Linked DNA regions of Homo sapiens: region 1 is linked to region 2. Evidence: chromatin contacts called from ENCODE Hi-C or POLR2A ChIA-PET data. All regions are on one chromosome and are shown on one strand. Each heading gives the region's core, a stretch centred on a gene start or an enhancer-like site at or near the end of the contact. The rest is flanking DNA. Distances are from core to core; before and after follow the strand shown.

Region 1 (7,028 bases), core at 250-2,749, 1.3 Mb before region 2:
GCGCTGCAGCTCGCGCCTGTAATGCCAGCACTTTGGGAGGTCGAGGCGGGCGGATCACGAGGTCAGGAGATGGAGACCATCCTGGCTAACATGGTGAAACCCCATCTCTACTAAAAATACAAAAAAAAATTAGCTGGGCGTGGTGGCGGGCGCCTGTAGTCCCAGCTACTCGGGAGGCTGAGGCAGGAGAATGGTGTGAACCCGGGAGGCGGAGCTTGCAGTGAGCCGAGATCGCGCCACTGCACTCCCGCCTGGGTGACAGAGCAAGACTCCGTCTCAAAACAAAACAAAACAAAACAAAGCAAAACAAAAAAATTGTTTACCGGAAACTGTTTTACCCCTGAAAAATATAAAACTTATACTTACACACATACACACATAGTAACAGGAAAATTAAAATCTAAAAAAAGAAACAATAAAACATGCAACATAAACCAAACAGAATTCTGTTTGTGTTCATCAATAAACATACTAAAGGGAAAAAATGTTATCCTTTTCTGTACACAAAGACCATCCTCTTTAGCTCAGTGTATGTGTCTGTGTGTGTGTGTGTGTGTGTGTGTGTGTGTGTGTGTACATAACAAACCTTACATTTTACCTGTTTGAATTTTGTGACATTCAAATTCTGGATAATATGCAATGTTAAAAAATTGGTTTCTGATGGCAAAATAAATAGAAGGGATCAATCATATGTGAAAAGTAAAATTATATCCAAGGACTTATAAGGAAAATTTTTATGTCTATCTATCAAACAATCAGAAAACTAACAAAACAATGCTTTCAGGGAAAAAAACTATTCATTCCATAACTCCCTAAATAAAATTCCATATACAGTTGAATAAGTCCACTAGAGGTTATTTTTTTACCACCACAGTTGGTTTTAATTGATTCCATAAATGATACAGCCATGTGGTAAAACTTCTTATCATATAGATAGGTACATAAAGAAATACACCTTTCCAGAACTGTGTGTTTTTGAAAATCCCACTTATTTTAAAACATTAAAGTCTGTTATAATATGACATTTTATGTTTTTCAGAGTGTCCACAAATAATAAAGACATCAAAAGTAAAAATTTAAATACAGTGACTCTTGTCTTCCTAAAAGTAGGGACTGTGTTTATTTTATTTTTGAATTTTAGTTGATAGGCCTCCCAGTACAACACCATAACTATTAAAATTACTGTTTAGGGTATTATTAATTATATCTCCTGAATGCATTGAGAAAATTCTTTGTAATGCAATAGTCAAAAGAGAAAATGAACTGTACTTATAACATATTGGTGTGAATAATTAATTGGTTTCTCACAAGAATATCCTCTGTGGCTTCTTTTGTTTATTATACTAGTCACACCTTTCCTGGACCAAGCAATTCTATTCTTAAAGAGCTACATAAATCTAGACAGGAAAAAAGATCCTAAATATATGATTGACACCAAAACCAGCAAGCCAGCAGCTCTGGGGATAGTCATTTTACAAAACTGCTTAGTCATTCCTGTCCAGCCCTGTAATGCCCAAGTGTCAGCTGCTGAGAAACCATATCATGAAAAGTTAATTTGGCTCTTAAAGATAACATGCTTTTAAAAAGTGATAAGAAAGAAAAGTTGAGCTGGGTTCAGACAGACTGTCTCTGTTCCCAAGTTCCGAAAATGCACTCCCAGAAATATTTTCTGTCGCCTTATCAGCAGCAACATTCCTTAGCAATCCTGATTAAATAAAATGTTTCTTCCTTCAAGGAGGTGGTGTGTTTGTGTGTGTGTGTGTCTGTGTCCCTATATATTTCTAGCCAGGAGTTAGCATGAGACTGGGTAGAAAGCCAGTGTTATAGGCATGTCTCCTTAAACTTCACACTTTCCTAAAGTTGTTTTTTCTCTTTGCCTTCATCTGAGTCCTCTCTTCCCTCCTCCCCTTTATTCCCCACTGCTATTGTTCAATTTGGCAGCACATTTATGGATGCAATCTTTATGAGACCTGCTATGTGAAATAAACTCACACTCTATTCTCGGCATCCTCCCTTCTCTTGTCTATCCCCCTTGGAAAATGTGATAACCTGTGTTTTTGAAAATACTACTGTCTTGTGTGTACATTTGCTTTGAAAATTGAGTCATTGAAAATGATCTTGAGCAAAGCAACTCACACCTGGGGAACACTGCAGTGAAGAGAAAGATCACATGGAGGCTATGAGGAACCAAACAAATGGTCTTGACATCTGCTGAAGTGTTATGTAGGAAGCCGGGTAGTAAAAAATGAAAGCAAAGCTTGATTTTTCACCCCACCATTCTGCCCCCGACACACTAAGAATAATCTTGACTGACCCAGTATCTATTTGCCTCTCTGAGAAAAGCAGTGAAGTTGAACTGGACATTATTATCCCACAGTAACAGTGATCCAAATACTTAAACACTTAGAATTGTACACTTTGCATAGGAAGAGTAATTCCTAGAGTATATCAGCTTTAAGGCAAATGGTGACACGTTTGCATTCTTAGAATGATAGAATATGCTAGTTTCTGCCAATCTATCTCCTTCTCTCTCTCTCTTTCCTACTTTGTGTATCCAAACCCTACTTGGACAGCCTTTTTGTGAATAGCACTGTTGCAGAGAAACATTAGCTGTTTTAATAGGACACAAAAATGAACCAGAATAGAAATGTTATAGAGTGGTACTCTGTGCCCTTCTGGCCCTTTCAGTTGCCAGGTGCAGCAGTTCGCTCCCCAAACCTACAATGGGAAAGGAATGCCACCCACTCCCTTGCTTTCCAGTTTCAACTCCTGCCTGTGGCAAAAACTGTAAGAAATCTTGGTACTCTTCCACTAAGTATAGACAGGATCCTTCCTAACACAGCACCCCAAGCAGCCAAAAATCATTATCAATGAATCAGAGCTTGTTTAAAAACTAGCATCTAGCCGGGCATGGTGGTTCATGCCTGTCATCCCCGCACTTTGGGAGGCCAAGGCCGGCGGATCATGAGGTCAGGAGACGGAGACCATCCTGGCCAACATGGTGAAACCCGTCTCTACTAAAACAAACAAACAAACAAAAAATTACCTGGACATGGTGGCGTGTGCCTGTAATCCCAGCTACTCAGGAGGCTGAGGCAAGAGAACCACTTGAACCAGGGAGTAGGAGGTTACAGTGAGCCAAGATGGCACCATTGCGCTCCAGCCTGGCATCAGAGCGAGACTCCGACTCAAAACAAACAAACAAACAAACATCTAATTGCCTTCCTGCATCAAGCCATCCTTTCGTAAGATTGGTGAGCACAAAGAAAGTTGTGGATCCATTGAGATGCTATCTCACACCAGTCAGAATGGCTGTTATTAACAAGTCAAAAAATGACAGATGCTGGTGAGGTTGTAGATAAAAAGGAATGCTTTTAAATTGTTGGTGGAAGTGCAAATTTTAGTTCAACCATTGTGGAAGACAGTATGGTGGTTCCTCAAAGACCTAGAGGCAGAAGTACCATTTGCCCAGCAATTTCATTACTGGGTATATACCCAAAGAAATATAAATCATTTTATTATAAAGATACATGCATGCATGTGTTCATTGCAGCACTATTCTCAACAGCAAAGACATGGAATCAACCCAAATGCCCATCAATGATAGACTGGATAAAGAAAATGTGGTACATATACACCATGGAATACTATGCAACCATAAAAAGGAAGAAGATCATGTCCTTTGCAGGGACATGGATGGGGTTGAAAGCCATTATCCTCAGCAAACTAACGCGGGAACAGAAAACCAAACACTGTGTGTTCTCACTTACAAGTGGGAGCTGAATGATTGAACACATGGACACATGGAAGGGGGAACAATACACACTGGGGCCTGTCTGGGGGGATTGTGTGGGGGATGGAGAGCATAAGGAAGACTAGCTAATGGATGCTGGGCTTAATACTTGGGTGATGGGATAATATGTGATCCAAACCACCAGAGCACACATTTACCTACGTAACAAACCTGCACATGCTGCACATGTACCCATTAACTTAAAATAAAAGCTGAAGAAAAAAAAATAAAGTTATAGATCAGTCAGCATGAGGCTATTTACTTATGTTGGAGGTGTTGGTAGGAGAAGAAGCTGATTAGCTTTCTCTTTGTACATTTTTTTCATTCTTACACTAATTTTAATGAAACATTTCATGAAGAACATTTAAGAAATCATTCAGTAAGTGCAGGATATATAGGCCAACAAGTAGGCTGAGCAGAATGTAATTTTCATTAAGAGAGTAGAGAAAGATAGCAGAGAGATGAACATGTCAGCCCCCACAGCTACCCTGTAATGTACTAGTGGACTCTCTTTATTAAATTAAGAAAAGTATCAGAGGTCTAGCAGTATGTATGCATCAATGCAGACATACATACATGAATTAATTTCCAGGGTGACAGCAATGTTATTTCTCCAATAGGGTTTTAAGTTACACAGGTAAATACATTTGGTAAAGCTCATTAAACAGCATACTTAAGATTCCTGTATTTCATTGTATTGAAATTCCATCCTAAAAGAGGAAAAATAGAAACATTGAACTCTAGTTGATGATATACATGCTGAATGTTTAGAAGTGAAGTGTACTGATACCTGTAATAGATGCCTTATTGAAAAAAATAGGATGAATGAAAGAGTGACGGGCATATAATAAAACAAGAATAGTAAAAGGTTCATTGTAGAGTTAAGGCAGTGAGCTCACTGTAAACTCCTTTTCATCTTTGATTGTATTTGGGAATTTTATAATAAAATGTTAGGGAAATTTTACAATATATGCCTATCTCTTCATGAAACTCTTGTGGTCTGTCTTTCTCTTGCTTTCTTCTAATTAAAATCAAGAAATATTTCAGTCACTGTTTGCACCAAGTGAAATTAGATAGAATGACTTGTTACTGGAAAGTCTTGATTTTCTTTTTCATAAAGAAGCGTTAGGAAATGCCAACAAAACTCTACTCAGAGGAGAAAAACACGCACTATTTTGCTTAGAACTCGCTATGCTCATCACATCCAGAGCAAGAGAGAATAGAATGGGACCCAAGTTAATGTATCTTAACCCAGCACTTCTGTTAGGCAAAACATCACTCAAATGCAAGTATAAAAACATGTTTGTCTGAGCTTGATTAGAACATCACTGATCTTATTTATTTTTTTCCTCAGGCCACATAGGCATTAATGCTGACTTGGCAAACCGTGGCTGATAAACGACTGTTCTGTCAAATCGACACTGGGGATTTCAGAGTCTAAATGATGGATACTGTGAGGCACAAAGTATTCAAGGCTTGAGCCTTTGTAAAACAAGTGCAAAGAGCTCAGTGAAAACCTATTATCACTGGCAGAATGGAAGAGGCAACACAAAGGTATTTTATCAGCGGTGGCCATCATCAAATTCACATGAAATATGTTCCAATTCTAAATCACACTTCTCCCCAGTTTAGCAATTTAAGGGCAGCTAGACAGGCATGCTAAAACAAGGGAATTTTAAACAAGCAGAATTAAGATCAGAATATTTAGCCTATTTTATTAATGCTGATGGGGTGAGTCAATATGTTTTAGCAGTAATTTATAACACTATGTATAATATATATATATATATATACAGTCAAGTAGTATAAATTATTGCTAAAGCATATTAACTCACCCATTGTGTATATATACAGTCAATTGTTATCTATCCTCTAGACTGGCTTGGGAAACTAAAATTCCAAAGGAGTAGGATGATATAATACGGCTAATGAGAGTAAGTGAGCACACTGCAGTATCAAGGGTTCACTGCTTGGCCTGTGATTCCATACTTTTTAATTTCCTTGTACAAACAGGGAACTGAAAAAAAGGAAAATCCATTTGGCTGGTATGAGCTACAAATTAAATGCTTGATTAAATTTTGGCAATTACATCTCCAGGTCGTTTCCATTTAAACATTTTAAATTCATTTTAATAAGCTTCTTAATCATGATCTTGGCAATCTATTGTATGGCAAAAGTGACTCTAATAAATGCTATTAAGAGATTGGCTCAAAAATAGAAAAATCGACGGATAATGCAAAACCCCATTTTACTCTGCTTTTTGGTTGTTTGCACATGGGTATATGTTGAGTCGAAAAATAAATACAAGAAGCTCATATATATTCTTCACAAGTAAAGAGTAATCAATATCAGTGGTTTTTCAAACTTTATCATGCATAAAACTCATCTGGAGAGCATATGGAAACACAGAATGCTGGGACTCCATTTGCAGAGACACTAATTTAGCAGGTCTAGGTGGTGCCCATGAATTTTCATTTCTGACAAGCTCCCAGGTGATTCTGAAGCTGTGATTCTAGGACTATCTGGAGCAGTGCTTGCTCAAACCATTTTGATGTAGCCACCATACTAAATGGTTGTCAGGAAGTTTGGGAAATAATGTAAGATACCTGTAAATTATTTGTTCAGCTTTTAAAGTGTGCCGAAAGGTGATTATATCATCTCAGTCAATAGCCAGTCAGTGGCTAGTAGCTCCTACTGAGGGTTGGATCTCAATAAAATGGAGGGGTAGATGGGCCCCTGGACTCCATATGTTGAATCTTTCCCCTCTACCTGATATAAACTTCTTCCCCCTTCAAGAATCCAGTATCCCGTAGCCTTCTCCAGTAACTCATTCTCTCAAATTTTTAATTGTTATACTATCTCTTTCTTGGGTGACTGCCTCCTCATGGGTGACAAAATATTTTTTGTCAAACCATAAAATTTGTATATGGAAATTATGGCATCAATCCCTGAGATCACAAGTGGGTGACTCTTCCTTACAAAGATGTCCGACCCTGTTTTCACTCTCTGGAGATTACTACTGATGCAACTAAAGCCAGTTTTCATTTGCCCTATAATTATTGGAGACAAAGAATCTTGGTTGGTTATTAATCTCCATTGTATCACAAGTAATGGAATATTAAATCTTCTTTCAGACTTTTCTCCTCAAAGAAAAATACCATCAGTTTTTCTTTACTGTTTGGTGTAAGAACTACTTCCTAACCCCTAATAATATATATATAAATCTCCTCTGAAT
Region 2 (6,329 bases), core at 1,473-3,972:
TTATTTTTACATGTTGCCTAAGATTTGAAGCTCTAAAAATGCACCTTATTACCTAAAAATAAGTAAAAAGGCTAAGCTACAGTCAGAAGTTGTACTAGGGCCCATATTCTTTGTTAAGATATTGCTTTGAAGTCCAAGCTAATTCAGTGAAAAAGGGAACCCAGTCTCGGCCAGTATCATGTCCTTCAGGAGCCCTTTCCCTGATGGGAGAACATCTAGATCTTGGAATTGGTGTAGGGGGTGGAAAAAAGTGGAGAAGGAGCTTTTGTAATATATATATGTATATATATATATTTTTTATATAATGAGCGACAACATGTAGACAGGACAATTTTTAAAGTGCCTGGTGTCAAGAGTGTTCAATTCAGTCCAAAACAGCCATTCTAAAAAATATATATATATTTTTAAAGCAGTGACTTGTTTTGAAAATTTCAGATTAAATTTGTAGCTACAAAAAATGTAATGGTTTAAAAGAAAAGAAACTGTCCCAAACTTGGCCTTGGACACAGCTTTTTAGATGATGTAATTCACAACTCCCTCTTGGGAAAATATGAAAATTCCTGAAAAAAATCCCTAAGCAAAGTTCCAATAAATTTCAATGGAATCAAGATGCTCTGGAAAACCAACCACTCACTGAACTAGTTGGCTATCAGTTAAGATTATCATTCAGGACCCCTAAATTCTTTTCTTTCTTAGAGCTTAACAATTATCTAACCATTCTCTTTTCCTATAAAATGTCCTTATCAAGACTGTATCTTTTAATTAACTTATCAGAGGTCTTTCCCTGATAATAAACCTTTAATACATGATTATATATGAACTGTGTAACAAGTTTTCTCTAACAATTTATTTTATTTGAGAAAGTTAATTGAAGCAGATACAGGGTGGAAAGTGACCATTTGCAGCTAAATCCAATGACTATACGGATTATATTTTGTCATAATCTAGCAGGGGTTCTACAACCCAAAAAGAAAAACTAAGATGTTTTACTTGACTAAAATAATAAAATTTGTACATCCTGGTTAAGCAAATACATTTCTTAATAAACCCATTATATGTTAATAAACCCACTGTGTAGTGTGCACTGTGAAACAAAAATTGACTCTCTCACCAGATAAACTTCAAAATACTGATTTATGACATTTTATCTTTACTTACTCAGAAAGAAAAGATAAAAATGATGTCCCCTGCCTTTTCAACAATTCTTAAATTATTTTAAATTGTGAACGAAGATTCAAAAATATTTCTACACCTTCAAATTAAAAACCAGGTTACCACTTTATTTCTAATAACTTGTGATGCCTCAACCAATTTTGCTAGCATTCTTCAAAACTCTACTTGTAAAAACATACACCTAATGGTTGTTTTAAATTGAAAATTCTCAAAATGCATCATGGAAGCAATAAAAAAATTTAAGGACTGATACTTGCTCAAAATATTAAAAACACTGCTCTCTTCCATTCTCCAGCCCAGTAAATTGAAGCAAATCGTTTCCTTTCTCAACGATAACATTAACACAGATTTCTAAGTATTTTTAGAAATGTCATAAAACTTCAACTTGTGGTCTTTGTTCCTAACAGCTATAAATTTTCACTTAAATCTAAACCAAAAAAGACAATAAAAAAACCAACAACAATAAAAACGAATTTTCATATAAACCCTTGAGTGAAATCCATCCTATTGGGCTGACAGTTGGGCTGATAGTTAAGCGGACAGATGACAAAATACTACTTTAAGGGGGTGGTGAGTAATGTCCGTATTGCTAATCGGCGGTTAGTGACGTTAAATTTTCTATAATTATTGTTCCTTGTTTATTTGTTTATTTAACCAATAATACCTTAGAGTTACAGGGGTTCCACCTGGCTGCGACCTTCAATGACTAATTAATTCAACTACTTGTGACTCCACAGCTAGGGACGGTCTATCATCTAGAAATAACCAAGGTGGTGGCAACTCCAGGGAAGCCGGGCGCAACTCCAGTACTCTGGCATCTTCTCCCTGTCTCTCATTCCATAAATTGAGCAGTGTGCTAGAAGTCGTGGTGTCGTTTGTGAATAATTACAGACCCCTACGCAATTCGTCGAGCTTGTGCCTCAAGTGATCGCCTGAGGGCTTGCAAGTAGTTTAGAAAACAGAGGCTACAGAGGAACGGCTTCTAACAGACTTCCCAGTTCCCAGCCACGTCAGCTCGTAAGCCTGTAACAGCGCTACTGAGCCGAGCCAGCACGCACCACACGGCCCGGGGACCCCCCAAAAGGACACTGAGTGAAAAAGACGCACCAGAGGGCGCCCCTGAAGGGGGACCTCGGCCCAACAGACAAGACGGCTGGTAACGCTCTTACCTAACTCCACTCCGCCTCCGCCTCCTGGCGTCCCGCGGCCCCGCCCCGTCCCGCCGCGGAGGCTCACGGGACATGTAGTACGCCGCGCGCCACTCCTGCACTTCCCCACCCCCACGACCGAACCTGGCTTCGCTAACGCCCTCCCAGCTCCCTCGGGCCTGACTTCCGGTTTCCTCGCGCGTCCCTGGCGCCGAGCCCGCGGACAGCGGCAGCCCCTTTTCCGGCTGAGAGCTCATCCACACTTCCAATCACTTTCCGGAGTGCTTCCCCTCCCTCCGGCCCGTGCTGGTCCCGACGGCGGGCCTGGGTCTCGCGCGCGTATTGCTGGGTAACGGGCCTTCTCTCGCGTCGGCCCGGCCCCTCCTGCCTCGGCTCGTCCCTCCTTCCAGAACGTCCCGGGCTCCTGCCGAGTCAGAAGAAATGGGACTCCCTCCGCGACGTGCCCGGAGCAGCTCCCTTCGCTGTGGAAGCGGCGGTGTCTTCGAAGAAACCGGAAGCCCGTGGTGACCCCTGGCGACCCGGTTTGTTTTCGGTCCGTTTCCAAACACTAAGGAATCGAAACTCGGCGGCCTTGGGGGCGGCCCTACGTAGCCTGGCTTCTGGGTGAGTGACTCGCCAGGGACGGGTGGAGGATAGGGATGCGGGCAATGCCGCGGCCAACCTCCGTAGCTGTTGCCGGTCCAAAAAGACACGTCATTTTTTTCTCACTCCCTCCCGCGCCCCCTCCTTTGACTAGGGAGCGGCCCACTCCTGGGCATCCCTTTCCCCAGTCACCCCCACACCCAGCTGTCCACACCCTTTCCCCTGTCACCCTCACCCCCAGCTGTCCAGGCCCTTCTTGGTCATTCACTTCTCTAATTACTCCTTTTCTTTTCGTACTCTTACTGGGGCGCCTTCAGTTTTTTTTCATTCATTGAGACTGCTAAATGCTTCTTTCCGATACAAATTATCGGAAAGAAAAGAGGGACATTGGCTAGGACGGTACTCCCTGGGGCATCTGAGTGGTGAATATCGACCCCCTGCACTTGATCGAGGGCTAACAGGTATTCGTCGTTTCTCCAATGTCTAACCTGTATACGGTATTCATTCCAGCCTTCGGCTGTTTGTTGAGTAACTACTACTACGTGCAAGGTAGGCTGACACCCTCTACACAAAAGAAACCCCAATACTCGAAAGCGAGATAAAATACCCACGAAAACTCTAGTACAAATCAAACCATCAGTTGCTCCAAGAGGTGATGGAAATTTGCTAAGGTGATCAAAGACAGACGTACCAGAATTAAAATTGACCCTTGCGCCTTATGTGTAGAAGACATTTTGGTTTTTAGATTGGAATTTCAAATTGGATTGAGCAAGATCTCAAGGCAGAATTTCATTTCTCTAAAAACGCCATATCTCATTGCCCAATCTTGTGATCATTTCATCATCTGTAAATTGAGAACAGTGCATCCTTTACAGGATATTTCCAAATTTTAATGTGATATTGTTTGTAAGCCAGACATCTTACGCAAGTAGAAGGTTTTAATATTAAAGAGACAGCATAACATAATGGGAAATGACACTGGATTAGGTCAGAACACCAGTATCTGAATGCTGATTTTTCCATTTACTTGACAATGGGTAAGAGGCTAAACTTTTTCTTCATTTTCCTTATCTCTGAAATGGGTGTAATACATACTCTAAGGCACCAAAGCATAGTTTCTAAGAGTTATGCTGGCTCTGGAGTCAGCTGCCTGATTTTCATTTCTGGCTCCCCTACTTTCTAATGTTTTCATGTCTCAATTTCTCCACCTGTAATCTGAGGAGATTCTTTACAACCTCAGAGGTATTACATAGATTTACTGAATGCTTATGAAGAACAAATGAGATAGTTTCTCCAAAAGGTGAAGCACACTGCTTGGTATACCATAAACGCTTGGCTACTATTAATTACCAATGCAGAACCTTGTCATTATTATTAAGTAAAATGCTGAAGTTTTTTTTATAATCCATGAAGTAATAGAACCAATCTTTTTCTTTTTTATGGCACTTATATTCAGAGTGCAAGTATAGTTGCCTTATCACTGTTAGAAAATAATTTTCAATAACACCAGTAACATTGAATGTATAGTAGATGCTTAGTTGCATTAGAGGTATTACTGTATGAAAGGGATGAAAAGAAGTAGACTGCTCTTCATACCTATGCTAACTCTGGAAGAGTCTTGATCTGTGCAATACAAACTGATTTCTGGACTAACGCAGTTTGTTGGATAACTCAAGAGTCATAAAAATGGAACTGGAGTTTTTCTTCATATTGTATATCTAATGTTGAGTACATTTTTGGACATTTATTGAATTACAGGGCTTTTTATTGCTAATGTACACAGATTAAGAGATGATGTTTTGAAAAGAGGTACTTGATGACCCTTCTTTATAAACTAGTTAGGCTATTTTACAAATTGAGAAAGGGGAATAAGCATTGGTCTGTTCGTCTTCGTAAGACTTAATCCTTGCTCCATAGTATTTTGACTGATTGTACGAAATAGGTTCGGGAATATCCTAACTTTTCAGAGGTAGAAAGGTGGTGAAAATTCTAAATATGATTTACTTCAGGAGGCAATATGGAATAAAGAGCCTACCATATAGGCCTTGATTCAAACTTCAGTTTTGTCACATACTGCTGTGGTGAGGTGAATTTACCTCACCTCTTTGAGCCTCAATTTCCCCATTTATCATGGTGCTAATACCTTTCTTGCCAAGTTTGGTGTGGACTTGAGATAATGTGTGTACCATACCTTTTATGCAGTTCCTGGCATAAATGTGAATTCCCTTCTCTCTGTTTAGGTTGCCATTGTTCTGTATTTGTATTAAACTTTTGCCTTCACAGTTTAGTAAGGTGGCATCTTAGTGATGTAGTCTAACCCTATCATTCTGTATAGGTGGGAAAATTTTGATCTAGAGAGGTAAAGCGAACTAAACTATAATCAGGGTTGCAAATCCTAGACTAGAATCTGTGTTTCTGAATCCTGGGAAAGTGTTCTTTTTGACATAGTTATGCCTTGTCCATATTCTTAGGATAACCAGAATCCCTTTTGTATTGCCTCTTTGAATGTTGTATTAAGACCATAGACTTCTGACAGCTTACTTAGGTTCACATCTCACCTTTGCCACTGATTAGCTGTGTAGCTATAGGTAAGGTATTTAACTTTTCTAAGACTTTCTTCATAACAGTACTTAGCTAAGTGGTAGAAAAATGCATGTGAAAGCACTAGTGACTGGCATATGGTAAGTGATCAATAAATGGCAGATATAAAGATGATGAAATATGAAAATGGCAGATATAAAGATGATGAAATATGACAGGATAATCATATTTATTCCTAGAAAAAAGACCAGTCTGATATCAGCAGATATGTTTTCTAGTATCCCAAACTTTGACATACGTAGCATATGAACAACTGAGAGTTCTCTTGGTGTTGATTGCCATGATGAAGACTGAAATTTAAGATCTTCTAAAATAATTCTAATAAATAATGTTTGAATCTTTTTTTTCCTGTGTTTCTCCCCAAGCTTCAGGTAGTACTGTTCTTATTTCTACCTACTTTATCTGACAAATTGTGCCCTTTCTTTTTTATCATTCTTGGAAATTTCATTGTTCTCAAAAATAATTGTCAATAGTGTTTACCTCAATCTTTTCTAATTCGCTTTTTATATTTAAGTAAACCTCTAAGGAGAAACAAAATTTAATTGCCAAATATATAAAATGTTTGCATGAGTACATATAGATACATTTGCCTATAAATGTGCTTTATTTAACACCCCACTATATTGTGATGAGATGATGAATGTGAAATTACTTTCTATAATATTAAAAATAAAATCTAAAGGGTGTTTACTAATTCATAACATAGAACTAACTGTGCCCACAAATGTTCAAGGATACTAAGAATTGGAATTCTGTAAATTACGTGGTAACTGCTTGGCTTTGTTCTTTCTGATGAGTGGTTCT

The links. Hi-C counts contacts between places; a loop is a spot of excess contacts on that map. ChIA-PET counts read pairs that join two places held with the same protein, here RNA polymerase II (POLR2A). Pooled maps may share reads with other maps.
Region 1: a map with no recorded cell type shows a loop between it and region 2 (7-fold over the local background). The contact joins the enhancer-like site here to the promoter of AZI2 in region 2. A Hi-C loop is called at or near these places in 4 of 37 single-sample maps with no recorded cell type and 7 of 50 pooled maps. POLR2A ChIA-PET finds 5 or more read pairs at or near these places in 1 of 52 experiments (MCF 10A).

The regions. Positions count from the first base shown.
Region 1 is chr3:29,678,327-29,685,354 of GRCh38, reverse strand. All of the region lies in intron 4 of RBMS3 (RNA binding motif single stranded interacting protein 3), which reads right to left. Among named protein-coding and RNA genes, the nearest start is that of RBMS3-AS2, 39 kb to the right of the region's middle. Within about 2 kb of position 1,499, at least 3 of the 41 ENCODE cell types and tissues checked have a DNase peak (open chromatin) inside an H3K27ac peak, as active enhancers do.
Region 2 is chr3:28,345,217-28,351,545 of GRCh38, reverse strand. AZI2 (5-azacytidine induced 2) reads left to right here and starts at 2,722. Exons shown (of 8, transcript NM_022461.5): 1 at 2,722-2,945. ZCWPW2 (zinc finger CW-type and PWWP domain containing 2) reads right to left here and starts at 2,825. Exons shown (of 10, transcript NM_001040432.4): 1 at 2,343-2,825. RefSeq lists enhancers at 2,116-2,195, 2,234-2,528, 1,628-2,608, 2,796-2,855.